2 separate regions of the Homo sapiens genome follow, and region 1 is linked to region 2. The links are chromatin loops, found by intact Hi-C in ENCODE. Cell type or tissue: lower leg skin. All regions are shown on one strand.

Evidence for each region. A loop is a pair of places that touch in the nucleus more often than their neighbours do. Peaks named below come from ENCODE experiments on the same cell type or tissue, not always from the same donor. Only the 100,000 strongest peaks of a DNase experiment are listed, where the experiment ranks them.
Region 1: it touches region 2 in a loop (4-fold over the local background); 65 of 110 quality-filtered maps call a loop at or near these places.

The regions. Positions count from the first base shown.
Region 1 is chr11:121,180,633-121,188,632 of GRCh38, reverse strand. TBCEL-TECTA (TBCEL-TECTA readthrough) reads right to left here. Exons shown (of 30, transcript NM_001378761.1): 27 at 639-801. TECTA (tectorin alpha) reads right to left here. Exons shown (of 24, transcript NM_005422.4): 21 at 639-801. Among named protein-coding and RNA genes, the nearest start is that of TECTA, 83 kb to the right of the region's middle. In lower leg skin, no CTCF peak of the experiment used is centred here; no DNase peak of the experiment used is centred here.
Region 2 is chr11:120,516,361-120,524,360 of GRCh38, reverse strand. The region is part of intron 1 of GRIK4 (glutamate ionotropic receptor kainate type subunit 4); the gene reads right to left. Among named protein-coding and RNA genes, the nearest start is that of GRIK4, 8.6 kb to the right of the region's middle. RefSeq lists enhancers at 6,900-7,501, 7,502-8,000. In lower leg skin, no CTCF peak of the experiment used is centred here; DNase peaks (open chromatin) are centred at 3,800, 4,090, 6,150 and 7,660.

The DNA.
Region 1 (8,000 bases), 660 kb before region 2:
TTAAGGACCCAGCCCGTAAGTGGTGGAGGTGGAAGCCTGGCACAGAAGAGATCATTGGTTTGCTACCTCATCCCTCACCCCCTCCAGAGTCTGATGTAGATCAGGTGTGATGCAGGACACCTGGATACATTGTATCCTGAGCTCAAGAGTTTGGTTCTATAGTGGAGTGGAACTTGGCCCAGTGGTCATTAGAGTCAGGCCGCCTGGCTCCTTGAGACTCTAGTGCAGTGGTTCTCAACCAGGCCAACTGGCAACATCTGGAGACATTTTGGGTGTTGAAACTGGGGGAAGATGTGACTGGTATCCATGGGTAGAGGTGAGGGATGTTGCTAACATCCTACAGTGCACAGAACAGTCCTCCACAACAAAGAATTATTCAGTCCAAAACGTCAACAGTGCCGAGCTTTGAGAAACCCTAGTCTAGCGTTAAGCCAATGACTGGTTGACAATTCAGAGATAGAAGAGTAAATAGATATATTTCCCTGCGTTTTCTCTCACTGTCCCATCAAAGATGACTGTCCACCCCAAGCATCTATGGATGATTCCAGTCCGGTCACCTGGCATTCACGATCCTCATGTTGGGAAACCAAGACAGTGAGAAATAAGGCTAAGCACTTTGTTTTCACACTCTCACTTACGATTTTACAGGAGTACTTTTCTGAGTCGCAGAGTGACACTGCACAGTGAAGGTGAACTTCGTCGTAATCCCCTATGAATTTAAAGACGGTGACGTGAAAGCGACAGGTCAGGGAGACTGCATTCTCCTCGATGCCAATGGTGTTATCTTTGAGGTTCTGACACCTATTCAGAAAAAATAATGGAATCTTTGCTTCACATGTTTTCCTCTTACACCTTAATCCTCACCTTCAGTTCAAAATTTCACTTTTCACATAAAACCACCATAAATGGCAGAAATGCCTTTACATTTGAAAGTGACCCCTGGACTGCATGGGCTTGTCATTTATTATCACTCCCTCATGTTTTCATAGTTTGTTTTGAAACATCAAACACCACCTTGAATTAGTATCCTAACTGCAACTAAAAACAAAACGACTGCAGGGACCACATTCAATTTCCCCACGCTTCAGTTTCTCATTCCGCCCCCTCATAATGTTGTGTTCTACCGATACCAATTTAATAAACACAAGATTCATTCTTACTTCTTCTGTACTTTCTTCAGTTAATTATCAATGTTGGCAAGGGCCCCTGACTCAAACCCTGTTGGGAATACTTCCCATGCGTCAAAATAGGTAGGAGCTGGAGGGGAAAGAAGACCAGTCGGGGTGAGCTGCAGAGTCGTTTTGATGTAGCTGACTGCCACTTTTCTCAGCCCCCTTCCTTCTTGTGGCATTGAGCCAAGAGACAACCCCAGCCAAGACATATCTCAGGCACAGATAACTTGCTTCAATTATGTATAGTTCCCCAAATGCATCAGAGTCTCCTATAGTCCTGTGTCTTTTCATGCAATGTTTCCCCCACCTGGAAGATCTTCCTGCTCTTTGTCCAATGCATCACTCCTGCCCTTTCTCCAACACCAGTTCTACGGCAACCTCTCTTCTATAAATGTCCCCTAGTCATGCCCGGACCAGGCACAAACAAATGGCCTTTTCTGAGTTTGCCAACAGCCCTCTGTTGAGCTCCTTGAGTGCAGGAACCAAGTCATGTTCCTTACTGTGTCTCCAATGCACTACATGGCATGTGGCATGTATTTGAAAACTTCTGTCAGATGAATGAATGAGTGAACAAATGGTGTTGCCACAGCCAAGGCTGGCCCATAGGAGCTAAAAAGCTCTTTAAAATGATAAAGATAAAAAGGGTGACTCTTTTCCTTATATTTCCTTTCCCTAGTCCACAGGATTAAATAGCTTAGCAATAAGGAAAATTAAAAATTGAAGTTATCCTTCAGCATTCCCACACTTAATATGTTTTGTAATTAGCCTTCTAGGCAAAATGCAAGTTGCTTTTCAAGGCAATAGCCTCTGAAGTGCTTTGAAACAAAAACTTACATGCCATACTTTTCCTTAACACTGTTATTCATTTGGATAATCTGAACAGGCTCAAGGATTCTAAAGTGGTAACAGCTCTTCAGTCTTCACACTGACCTTCCCTCTTAACCAGACCACCAACTCTCTCCCAAGGAGATGACTTGACATTTAGGTATCAGAAAAACTGAAGGAAAGGGCATAGAGAGGCAGGAATGGCTATCTGGCTGGCTTTCTTAGAGTGAGCACAGACGCCAAGCACTAGAATCTTCTATTAACAATGAAACACCTGCCCTTTCCTCTGTCTAGCACCTGAAGAGACAAGAGAAGTGGCCTGCATGTCCCCAGACTTACAAGCCACTTGTAGAAGTTGCTGCTGTCTCTGCCCTCCACACAGCTGGAGAGAAACAACTGACCCCAAAATACTTTAGTGGACCCATTTTGCAGCTCATTCATTAAGCATTGAACATCTGCTTTCCCTACTCATTCATTAAGCATTGAACATCTGCTTTCCCTACTCATTAAGCATTGAACATCTTCTTTCCCTACTCATTCATTAAGCATTGAACATCTGCTTTCCCTACTCATTCATTAAGCACTGAACATCTGCTTTCCCTACTCATTCATTAAGCATTGAACATCTGCTTTCCCTACTCATTCATTAAGCATTCAACATCTGCTTTCCCTACTCATTCATTAAGAGCATTGAACATCTGCTTTCCTTACTCATTCATTAAGCATTGAACATCTGCTTTCCCTACTCATTCATTAAGCATTGAACATCTGCTTTCCCTACTCATTCATTAAGCATTGAACATCTGCTTTCCCTACTCATTCATTAAGCATTGAACATCTGCTTTCCCTACTCATTCATTAAGCATTGAACATCTGCTTTCCCTACTCATTCATTAAGCATTGAACATCTGCTTTCCCTACTCATTCATTAAGCATTGAACATCTGCTTTCCCTACTCATTCATTAAGCATTGAACATCTGCTTTCCCTACTCATTCATTAAGCATTGAACATCTGCTTTCCCTACTCATTCATTAAGCATTCAACATCTGCTTTCCCTACTCATTCATTAAGCATTCAACATCTGCTTTCCCTACTCGTTCATTAAGCATTGAACATCTGCTTTCCCTACTCATTCATTAAGCATTCAACATCTGCTTTCCCTACTCATTCATTAAGCATTCAACATCTGCTTTCCCTACTCATTCATTAAGCATTGAACATCTGCTTTCCCTACTCATTCATTAAGCATTGAACATCTGCTTTCCCTACTCATTCATTAAGCATTGAACATCTGCTTTCCCTACTCACTCATTAAGCATTGAACATCTACTTTCCCTACTCATTCATTAAGCATTGAACATCTGGTTTCCCTAAATGCACTGGAAAAAAACAATAATCACATCCCTCCAAGAAAGGTTAGGAGGACTGATGGATTCACCTACATAAAGAAGTCACTTCCCACCCAACCACAGTTTAATTTGAAGACGTTTATTCAGACAGACACTGGGGTAAGCTGAGATTTATGAACATGCTCTCCGGCTCACTCTCCCTCTCTGGGTCAAGTCTATTAAATACCATTTTTAAAATGCTAAATGCTACCACATCCTTCAAAGGAGACATAAGCCCTATAATCTGGGTTTGCATTTGTAGAGTGTCTCATATCTTAACCCTTTTATGTTGCGAAAGGAATACAAAAAGAGGAGGAAGAAACATGGACAAAAGGATAATTGTGATGCTCACCCACTCATCTAGGCCTGCAGGACACCAAGTAGTCACCACGTCCCTCCCTTTCCCTTTGAGGAGGATAAACATCAATTCAGAAATACAAATACCTTAGTGAGGTCTTTGCTGAAAATTCCACAGTACACCTCAGCAACCCATGCCATTCACCACACCTGGTCACTTAGGGAGTCGGTGTGTCTTGAAACCTAAAAGGATTTCTTCTCTGCTCCTTGATAGTTGTGTGACCTTGAGTGAGCGCTGTGCCTAGCCTCTCTGAGCCTGTTTCATCTGCAAACTAGTGAATGTCTATTGTTTGTCTTCCCAGAACCACACCCTTCTTCTCTTGGAAAACCATGCCTCTTTCCCTCAACCATAAAGCTACTTACAGTATCCACAGCACTCTCTGACCACCACAGGGATGGGTGCTGACCAGGCCAGGCAAATGCAATGGTGCATAACCCTACCCACCAAATGAAGGATAAGCAAGTGGTCCAGGATAGGCCTGGGATTCCCTGCACTGGAGTTAGAAGTGCTCTCTCCTCATTGGTTACAATGCTATAAGAATGTGAGTCTAGGATTGCCAGTGTCTAACAAGGTCAATGAGAGAGAGAGACAAAGAGGAGGAGACAAGGGATAAAGCAAGAGGAGAGTGTTGATAGCATCTGGCTCCCTGGATCTAATCATCTCTGAAGTCACATCCACTCCTGTGATTTGGTGTTGTAACCATTAAATGCCTTGGTTTTTGCATAAACTAGTTTGAATGGGTCTCTACCACTTAGAATTGTGATTAATACATTCACCTGCTTTAAGAATTATTGTAGGCTGGCTGGCATGGTAGGTCACACCTGTAATCCTAGCACTTTGGGAGGCGAAGATGGGAGGATCACTTGAGCCTAAGAGTTCAAGACCAGCCTGAACAACACAGGGAGACCAAGTCTCTACGAAAAATAGAGAAAATTAGCTGGGCATGGTGGTGTGTGCCTGTAGTCCCAGCTACTCAGGAGGCTGAGGTGGGAGGATCACTTGAGCCCAGGACGTTGAGACTGCATTGAGCCATTATCATACAACCACACTCTAGCCTGGGCAATAGAGTGAGACTAAATTCATTCAATGAATGAAATTAAAAAATACAATCAAGAGCTTCAACAATATGCTAGATCAAACAGAATAAAGAATTATTTTTTTTGAGATGGAGTCTTGCTCTGTCGCCAGGCTGGAGTGCAGTGGTGAGATCTCAGCTCACTGCAACCTCTGCCTCCTGAGTTCAAGTGATTCTCCTGCCTCAAGTTGAATAGAGCATCAAAGAAAGAACACTGGAATTCAACAAAAGAGGGACAGAGGATCTCCGAGGCATGAAAATAAAGGGAAACAAAGCAGTTGGCCCTGCCAGGGTCAGCTTGGAGCCAGGAGAAACTTCCCAATATGGGAAAAGGTAATTGAGAGATCCCCAGTGGTCCATATTCCACTGCAGACTTTCGTAATGCTAGCCATGGGAGAGCCATTTGGGCCCTGAGACTAGTATAGGAAGCTACCCAGACTCCACATAACAGTATTGTTCCAGAGAAGGAGTTCACACTGAATCGCACACCCTCCAGCCCCTCAGACCCAAGCAGCTGCAGCATGGTGCCATGTTGCGAGCCCAGCCCCCGTCAGACTATATCTTGCCCTGGGGCCCAACATCCCCTGCTTCTTCACATCCCTGGAGCCCTGCTAACACCCACCCCTCATGCCTACTTAAAAGGATGCAGGTTCACAACACTGGCTGGACTCAGTGGTGCAGGTGGGTCCAAGCACTCTAACCCACACAGTGTCCTACACCCTGGGGAACAGGTGATGCAGTGCGCCAGGGAGGCTGTCCCCAGGAAAAAGGGGCTGACGCACAAGCTCCCCAGAACCCAAGAGCCACCTGCCTGCAGCTGCTGCCACTGTCAGCAACTCTGCCACTTCCCCAGCAGCAGGGCCACCAGACACCCATATACACCTTCAGGGGGCCTGAAGATCAGCCCACCAGGTGCTGTCATGGGGCCTGAGGACAGGCCTGCCCCACCCACCACCACTGGTGCCCATGTATCCTGTCGAGGGATCTGGGGTTTGACTCACCCACCAGTCACCACTGGCTCCCATACACATCTTCCAGGGGTCTAAGGACAGGCCTAACCAACGTGTTGCCACCACCACTGGCAACCAAGTGTGTCGTTGGGGGGATTTAGGGATCAACCTGCCCCATCCACTAACACCGATGGCTGCATGTACCATCAGGGGGGCCTGACAACAGACCTGCCCCACCCACTGCCAGTGCTCACATGCACCATCGGGGGCTTGGGGATCAGCCCACCCCTGTGCTCACACACATTATCAAGGGATCTGAAGATAGGCCTGCCCTGCTTGCCACTCCCAGCACCCATGCACATCATCTGGAGGCTTATGGATTGCCCTACCCTGTCCACCACTGCCAACGACTACATTTGCCTTTAAAATTTGCCTTTTGGGAAACTGAGGGCAGGCCCACCCAGCCTGCCACCACTGCCAGAACTCACCAATGTGCCACCTGAGGACCTGAGGACTGGCCCACCACCACCACCACTGGCACTCCCATGTGAAGCTCTGGGGCCTGAGAGTTGGCCCACTGCTGCTACTGCCATCACTGATGCCACACACACCACTTAGGGCCTGAGGACCCACCCACCTGGCCCACTGCTACCACTGACCAAGGATTGGCCCACCCAGACCTTCTACCATGAGTGCTTGTTAATGCCACCCAGGGGCCCAAAAGCTGGCATGCCTAGCCTGCTATCACCACCACTGGTACCCGAGGACTGGCCCATCTGGCATCCCTGTCCCCAGCAAAGCCTCACCATATCCTCCATTAATAGCCTAAGTCACTGACTAACTCACAGACATGACTGATGCTGATTACAGCTGAAGAAATCATATGGAGACCACACTGCTGTGTCCACTCAGAATCAAAGCCAAAGTCAAACCCAACCAACACTATAGATACATCTATAGGAAAAACTCTGTCCCTACAAAAGCCAATCCATAAAATTGGAGAAGCAACTATTATACCAGATGCACAGAAACAAACATAAAGACATAAGAATATAAAAAAGCAAGGACACAATAAGAACACAATAATTCTCCAGTGACTGGGCATGGTGGCTCACGCCTGTAATCCCAGCACTTTGTGAGGCCAAGGTGGGTGGATCACCTGAGGTTGTGAGTTTGAGATAGCTTGACCAACATGGAGAAACCTGTCTCTACTAAAAATACAAAAATTAGCTGGGCATGGTGGCACATTCCTATAATCCCAGCTACTCAGGAGGCTGAGGCAGGAGAATCACTTGAACCCGGGAGGCAGAGGTTGTGGTGAACTGAGATTGCGCCATTGCACTCCAGCATGGGCAACAAGAGCAAAACTCCATTTCAAAAAATAAAATCATAATAATAATAATAATAATAATTCTCCAGCAACACATTCCAACAAAAAAAGAAATCTATGAAATACCTGAGAAAGAATTCAATATAATGATATTAAAGAAGTTCAGTGAGATACAGGAAAACACAAATAAACAATACAAAGAAATCAGAAAAATAATTCATGATCTGAGTGAGAAATTCAACAAAGAGACAGATAAAAAGAACCAAACAGAAATTTTGGAACTGAAGAATTCAATGAATGAAATTAAAAAATACAATCAAGAGCTTCAACAATATGCTAGATCAAACAGAATAAAGAATTATTTTTTTTGAGACGGAGTCTTGCTCTGTCACCAGGCTGGAGTGCGGTGGTGAGATCTCAGCTCACTGCAACTTCTGCCTCCTGAGTTCAAGTGATTCTCCTGCCTCAGCCTCCCAAGTAGCTAGGACTACAGACACGCCACCAGACCTGGCTAATTTTTTGTATTTTTAGTAGAGACAGGGTTTCACTGTGTTAGCCAGGATGGTCTCAATCTCCTGACCTCATGATCCACCCGCTTCGGCCTCCTAAAGTGCTGGGACTACAGGTGTGAGCCACTGTGCCTGGCCAGAATAAAGAATTTTAAAACTTGAATACAGGTCTTTGAAATAACCTAGTCAGGCAAAAAAAAAAAAAAAAAAGGAATAAGAAAGAAAGAAGAAATCCTATGTTAAATATAAGACATCATAAAGTGACCAAATATACCAATTTGGGGAGTTCCAGAAGGGCAAAAGATGTCCAAAGGCATAGAAAACCTATTTAATGAAATAATAGCTGAAAACTTCCCAAGTCTTGCAAGAGATATAAACATCTACATATAGG
Region 2 (8,000 bases):
AAGGCTCATTGCTAGTCTAGGGCTCCAGAGTCCAGGGCCTCTGCAGACAAGCGGCTCACCAAAGCAGCCGTTCACCCACTAAACGCATACTGAGCACCCAGTGCTGTTCTGGTTGTTGGGGAAAGAATGCAGAAACGGCCAGACGCGGTGGCTCACGCCGCTAATCCCAGCACTTTGGGAGGTCAAGGCTGGTGGATCATGAGGTCAGGAGATCGAGACCATCCTGGCTAACATGATGAAACCCTGTCTCTATTAAAATACAAAAAATTAGCCAGGCATGGTGGTGTGCGCCTGTAGTCCCAGCTACTCGGGAGGCTGAGGCAGGGGAATCACTTGAACCTGGGAGGCGGAGGTTGCAGTGAGCCGAGATCGTGCCACTGCACTCCAGCCTGGTGACAGAGCAAGGCTCCGTCTCAGGAAAAAAAAAAAAAAAAGAATGCAGAAGCAAACAGTCCCTGTGCAATGGAACCCGTGCCTTGTGGGGAGACAGATGATGATCTCTGATGACCTCCCCAAAGCATCCAAGGGTGGCCTGACCTTGCTCTACCAGCCCCACCCTGATCATCTCCCAGCTGGGCTGCTCAGGTTCTTCCCCTGCTGGGAGCTGGAAGTTCCTTAGAAAGGCACTGGCCACACGGAGAAGCAGTGGCTAAAGAGACGAAGGCAGACCCGGGCAACACCGAACCACAAAGCCCAGGTTCAGCTGTGTGACCCTGTGTCGGTGTCTCAGGTTCTCTGGACATCTGTGTTTTCCCTTGTCCAATGGGACTAATAAGACCTGCCGTGGAGGGCTGGTGTGAGGACCTGCAGTAACGCAGGATGGCAACTGGAGAAGCAGCGAGAGAAGTAGCAGCATTATTGGCCCAGGAATACAGGACAAAAGTCGGCTCCTCCTCCACCCCTAAAGCCCAGGGTCAAGCTCTTGACATACCCCCTCCCACTTCCCTCCCCAAAGGAGCTGAGGGCAAGAGAGAGCCCAGCAGCCGCCACCCCACAGCTCCGTGCAGGAGAAATGCACTTTCTCAGCTGACTTCCGCTACTCAGACAGCCCGATTGCTTTGTTTACTGCCAATTTGCACCCCACCTGGCAGATCTCATGTTCCGGCCTATTTACTCTGGACTCTGGCAGGACCGTTACGTTTCAAAGGAGAGTCGGCTGATGCTATTTTAGCACAAATAAACTGGTGAGCTTCCTCCATCTAGTTGCCTACTCTGTGCTCTTAGATTTGGGTCAGCTGAAATTTTGGCCCCCTGATGGGGTGTCTGCATCCCCACCCAGCCTCCTAGGAGCAGTGGAGAAGCAACAGTTCTCCTAGTCCTCAGGCTCCTGTCCCCAGGACCCCACCACCAATCTGGCATCTGACAGATTCAGCAGGTGTCTGTGCACACATTTTGTAAGGGCCCAGCCTTGAGATGGGGCCAGCTGTGCTGCTCCGTGGCTGTGCCTGGCACATAGGAGGCACTCTGGAAACATGCTAAAGAACGGATGTGTGACAACCCTCAGCGCAGCCCTGTGGCCAAGGATCTATCTCCCTCATAAGGCAGGTCCCAGCCTTGGACATTTCTCTAGGCCCACAGGCTGTTGTCTTCCTGGCCAGGGGATTTCAGTTTGGGGAAGGGTCTTGGAAACTGAGGTAGAAGGAGACTGAAAGTTGGCTTTGCTTCTTGTTCATTAGGTAGCTTCACATTCAGAAGGCTGGAATGGGGTTCCAAGGAGGGTGCAGAACAAAGACCCATGGGAGCCAGGTGCAGTGGCTCACACCTGTAATCCCAGCACTTTGGGAGGCCAAGGCGGGCGGATCACCTGAGGTCAGGGGTTCGAGACCAGCCTGGCCAACATGGTGAAACCCTGTCTCTATAAAAATACAAAAATTAGCCGGGTGTGGTGGTACACACCTGTAGACCCAGCTACTCAGGAGGCTGAGGCAGGAGAATCGCTCGAACCCGGAAGGTGGAGGTTGCAGTGAGCTGAGGTCGCGCCACGGCACTCCAGCCTGGGCAACCGAGCGAGACTCCATCTCAAAAAAGAAAGAAAGAAAAAAAAGACCCATGGGAAATCAATTTGGCTCAGTCTAAGGTAAAACCTCCTGGTATGTTTAGAAGTCACTTGCATTGACTGAGCACATTCCCTACGCCGGGCAAGGCACTGGGTGCTTTCATGTGCTCCCTCGTTTCACAGCTGCCCAACTCAGCGATGGCCTGCCTTAGGATCACTCCAGAGCATGGCCCAGGCTGCCTAGTTCATATCCCGGCTCTATCACTTGGCTCATGTGTCATCTTGGGCAAGCTACATAACCTCTGTGGTTATGTATTTCCTCATGTGTAAAGTGGGACAACAGTACCTACTTCATAGGGTTGGCTGGAGAATCAACTTAATACATACAAAGCATCTAGAACAGTGCCTGGAAGGTGGTAAGTGCTCAATGATGTCAGCTTTCAGAAGAAGGGGAAAATGGAGAAAGAGGAAGAAGAGCAGAAGGCGGCAGCAGCCGAGGCAGGATAACCACCCGCGGGAGATAATAGAAGCTCAGGTAGGACGTCAAATGCAATGATCTCGAGTTACTTCAAGAATAAGATTCTAGGATTCATTTAACCTCCCTGGACTTCATTCAGTTTTCCCAGCAATACAACAGGCGTTCTCATTACCTGACAAGTGCTGCTTTCTTCCGTGTGATATTCTCTACCTTGGGAATAGCAGGTGTTCCCAGGGACCACTGCCTCTACCACCGCACAAACTGGAAGGCACAGGGTGGCAGATGCAGCCCTGGGCAAGGGGCAGGAGTCCTGGGAACTGATCCAACTTTCCAATCAAATAACTATGTGGCTTTCGGCTAGTTACTGAAATTCTGAGAGTCTGGGACAATAATTTTAACTGCCCTCCTGTCTCTCAGGTTTGTGGCCCTGTGAGCTCTTTGGGGGAGAGGACACAAATCACCAAGAACATAATAAGCCGTTGGGCATGTGACTACCATCAGAAAGTGGCATTGTGGGCCGGGCGTGGTGGCGCACACCTGTAATCCCAGCACTTTTGGAGGCCAAGATGAGGGATCACTTGAGCTCAGGAGTTTGAGTCCAGTCTGGATAACACAGTGAGACTCCATCTCCACAAAAAATCAAAATATTCGCCAGGCATGGTGGTGCACGCTTGTAGTCCCAAGCTATTGGGAGGATCAGTTGAACCCAGGAGGTTCAAGCTACAGTGAGCTGTAATCATGCCACTGCACTCTCGCCTGGGTGAGAGTGAAACTCTGTCTCAAAAAAACGAAAAACAAAACAAAACAAAACAAAAAAAGAAAATGGCATTGCAACTTCAGCATAAGGGCAGAGTTGTGCTGACCTCCCACCTGGAAATAACTCTACAGGGTCTTCTGCATATCCCGTGCCCCGCCCAAACCCACTTTTGTCTTCTTTAATTCTGAAGATGCCTCTGCTGCCTCCAAAAAGAGAGATGTTCCAGTTTCCATCCCATCATCAGCCATGCTAGGGACCTTGTTCTGTTGTCATCTTAGGAACTGAACTAGGCTAGGGGAGATGCTGTCAGGAGCAATAACGACCATGAGTCTAACAATGCTACCATCAGATTTCTTCCAAAGAGACTCCCTATTCTGCTGCTGTTGCTGAGAGTCCAAGACCCCAGTCAGATTCCACTCCTTCTAATCCTCGGCTATTAACCTGGGGCAGCCAGGCCAGCCAGCCAGCCAGGCCCTTGGAGGAGGTGGTGAGTGGACACAACCCTGGTTGGTCCAGTGGGGGCAGGACTGCTTTTAACCTCCTAAAGTCCTGTCTCACCTGAGCACTAATCAGTGCTCAGACTCGGCAGCTCAGGAGAGGGTCTCCTCAATGCTTTATGTCGCTGCCTTCTTCCTGCCTCCACACCGGGCCCTTCCCTGGATGGCCTCCATGGTGGAAAAGAATGGCACGTGATTCAGGAGGTGGCTCTCTAATCACTTCCCCAATACTGCCAGTGACCCTCTCACTCAGGGATCGAAGAAATCAGGCCAAGGGAAGGAGAGTTCCAAAACGCATAGAGGCGCCACCACTCATTCTCCGCGCCTGCTGATGGCTGGACGGGCTGGGACTGGGGCTTGAGGGTGCCGGTTCTGGAAATGAGCATTGGCCTCCTTGCCTAAGAGATGAGGAACAGAAATATAGAAGCAGTAGTGAGGTAGGCTGGGCGCAGTGGCTCATGCCTGTAATCCCAGCACTTTGGGGGGCTGAGGCGGGTGGATCACCTGAGGCCGGGAGTTTGAGACCAGCCTGGCCAACATGGTGAAACCCTGTCTCTACTGAAAACACAAAAATTAGCCAGGTGTGGTGGTGGGCACCTAGAATCCCAGCTACTCAGGAGGCTGAGGCAGTAGAATCGCTTGAACCCAGGAGGCGGAGGTTGCAATGAGCCAAGATCGCGCCTCTGCACTCCAGCCTGGGCAACAGAGTAAGACCCCGTCTCAAAAAAAAACAACAACAACAAAAAAAAAAACAAAAAAAAAAAAAACCAGTAGTGAGGTAGCCAGAGGTAGAATCTAGGAATTAGGGAGGGATTAGTGCATATTTCACATACACTTGTGCACCCACAAGCATGCATGCATGCACACAAAGGATTTCCCACTAGAGCTTGAAATCACACTGCCTGGGTACATATTTCAACTCTGCTTCTTACCAGCTATGGGACTTTGGGCTAATGAATCATCTACTCTGAATCTCAGCTTCCTCATCTGTAAAATGGGTATAATAAACTTAAGGTTATTATCATAGTGCATTTGGGCTGCTGTAACAAAATACCATAAACTGGGTAGCTGGTAAACAATAGAAGTTTGTTTCTCACAGTTCTGGAGGCGGGGAAGCCCGAGATCAAGGTGCTGGCAGATTCAGTGTCGGGTGAGGGCTTTTGGGTTCATAGATGGGCCTCCTCACTGTGTGCTCACACGGTGGGAGCGGTGAGGGGGCTTTGCGGGTTCTCTTTTTAAGGGCATAATCCCATTCGTGAGGGCTCTGCTCCATGACTTAATCACCTCCCAAATGCCCCACCTCCTAATACTATCACTTGGAGGTTAAGATTTCAACATGAATTCTGGGGGAACACCAACATTCAGTTCATAGCAGTTATTAGGAAGATTAAGATAATATATGGAAAGTACTTTGCATTGTACTTGGCACATAATAAGCATTGAATACTTATTAGCTATTATTATTGTCATCATCATTGTTGAATTCACAGCTATGTGTCAGCCTAGTGTTAGAGACAAAAGCACAAGGCCCTATCCGTGCCCCCACAGAGCCCATGCTCTAGTGCCTTAAAGAATCAAAATCATCCGCCTGCTTAGTTCTAGACCGATTTTGTTTGGATGTTGCAACTGGACCAAACAATTTGTTGAAGCATCTCTTTTCCAGCACTTTCGCTCCTGCAGGCAGGGCCACAAGACCCAGCAAAAGACACAGGCTAAGCCAGGCACAGTGGCTCATGCCTATAATGTCAGCACTTTGGAGGCTGAGGCCGGCGGATCACCTGAGGTCACGAGTTTGAGACCAGCCTGGTCCATGGTGAAACCTGGTATCTACTAAAAATACAAAAAAATTAGCCGGGGGTGGTATTGGGCACCTGTAATTCCAGCTACTCAGGAGGCTGAGGCAGGAGAATCACTTGAACCTGGGAGGCGGAGGTTGCAGTAAGCCAAGGTCGCGCACATTGCACTCTGCCAACAGAGCCAGACTCCATCTCAAAATATTTAAAAAATTTTAAAAAGACACAGGCTGGGAAGCCTGGAGCCCTGGGCTTATGCTGGATCCAGCTCTGCCACTCCCGTTACACTGCTTGGACAAGTGACTTAAACACCCTGGGCTTTGGGCCCCTCGTCTCTCTGGGGCTTGGACTAAACCCACTATAGACTTTTCTGATTAAAAAAAATATATATAGCTTTGCTGCCTCCCAAATCCCCATCCTTTCACCAGCCTTGCTAGAGACACTATTCCGTAGAGTCTTAGGAACCGGACTGGGCTAGGAGAGACACTATGAGGATGCAACACAATAATAACTACTAATAACCACTGCTGCCACGGACTCGTGCTCAGCACAGCTGCCGAGAGTCATGGAGGCCAGGGTGGGCTTGCATAGCTTTGTGCCCAAAGTTGCACTGCTGGAACTGGAAAAGCTGGGATTTGTCCTATGTACCTGATCTGGAAGTGGCCAGGCCAACCATTGCACCACACAGCCTCAGGGGGAGCAATGGAGGTTGGGAGGGAGACACAGGAAATGCCCTTCACTCACTCCCAGAACACAACCTCCCTTCTCAGCAGCCTCCCCAGGCTGGAGAACAGGGAGAGCAGAAACCGGCCAATACCGGCTTCCCCTGCCTCCAGATGTGCCCTATCTTCCACGCCTTCTTAAACTTTTCTTTTTCATTAAGCGTGCCTTGCAGTCAGCCTCTCACTTACACAACTTAACCTCCTCTGGGCTATTGATTTCTCATTCTATTAAATCCTCCTCTTTAACTCTGGCCCTTAAACTCCAATTCTAAACCTGTGTCTACTCCCTAGTCACGCTCCCAGGCCACCACTACGACTCCTCTGTGCTAGGGGCCGGCCCCTTCCCACTCCCTCCTGGGGGCCTTCACAGGACTATCACACTCAACTGGGAGCTCCGTGAAGTAGAGTTTACTCTATGCCTTTGTTTATAGGGCGGAAATCGAGGCAGCAATCCTAGCCCGGCCTTCTATTTCCCAGCTGTCCCCTTCCCGAGATGCCCACTGTGACTCAGCACTCAGGCATCTGCGTCCTCTCTCCCAACACCCCGCAGCGTAGCACAGCTATCACCCTCACCACTTGGGTCTCCCTGCTCTCCAACTTTAGGCGGAAGTCAGGGGTGCACAGGCGGGGGCACCGTTTGCCTCAGGGGGCCTGCCCATGGCCTCCCTGGGGCAAACGATGCCAGCCTCACTTTGACAACACAAGCGGGCACCAAGAGGCTGGACACTGAGGACAGGAGAGGATCGCACCAAGGAGCCTGGGACACCCCATTCCCGGAAGCCTAAGGCCACACAGCCCCTCTGGCTGCTCTTCACCCTCCACAGCCTCTGAATTTATCTCTGTAACAAGTGTCTGTTAAACATGAGTTGAGGTCCCTTAAATGGGACAAATATTGACTTAACACCTGTTCTATGCAAGCACTAGGGATAGCTCAGTGAACAAAGCGGACAAGGCCCTGCCCATTTGGATGGCAGCTCCACGCTCGGTCCCCGGCGGTGACAGGCACAGACGGAGGAACTTCCAGGGCAGTGAATATCAGACACGAGGGTACCGTGGAGGGAGGGCGGCGAGGGCTGGCAGGAGGCTGGGGAGGTGAGACTGAGGCACGCGAGATGCCTTAAGCTGGCCCCCGGCAGCACGCGCCCCAGGCCTGTTCCTGCACAAGACTAGACAGTGGCTGCTGCCCAGGAACGCAGCAGCCGCCGCCCAGGGTGAGCCCCGATGGCTCCAGGCTCCTCCTCAGGCACAGCGCATCCAGGCACGCACTGTCAGCTTTCCCTCAGACCTGCTTCCCCCTCCGGCTTCCCTACTCCCCTCGCATCGCCCATCCCCCTGGTCTCCAGCACTGGAAATCTCAAAGTTATCTCTGACACTTCCGGCTCCTTCATCTGCTGCATCCAATCTGTCAGCGCGCTCTGCTGTTCTTGAAAATGTCATTCAAGCTTACCCCCCTTTCGCCTCACTGTCACCAGCGCCCAGGCCCAGCCCTCAACCCGCGCTTCTGCACAGCACTCCTCTGCCCACGAATCTTCACCGGCTCCCCCGAGCCTGCTGCACTGACCTGAGCCTTCTCTGTTTGGTGGCCAGGGCCCTCTTGGATTCCAGCAGTTCTACCCACCCCGTCTACCGTGACAATCCGCTGCTCCCTGACTCCAGCCTTCTGCTGCACACGGGACTCTTCTCCCACTTGCCTCGTCCTGTGCCCGAGCGCCCAGTCCTCAGATCATCCTCTCTCCCCTCATCCTGCCTGCACAGCC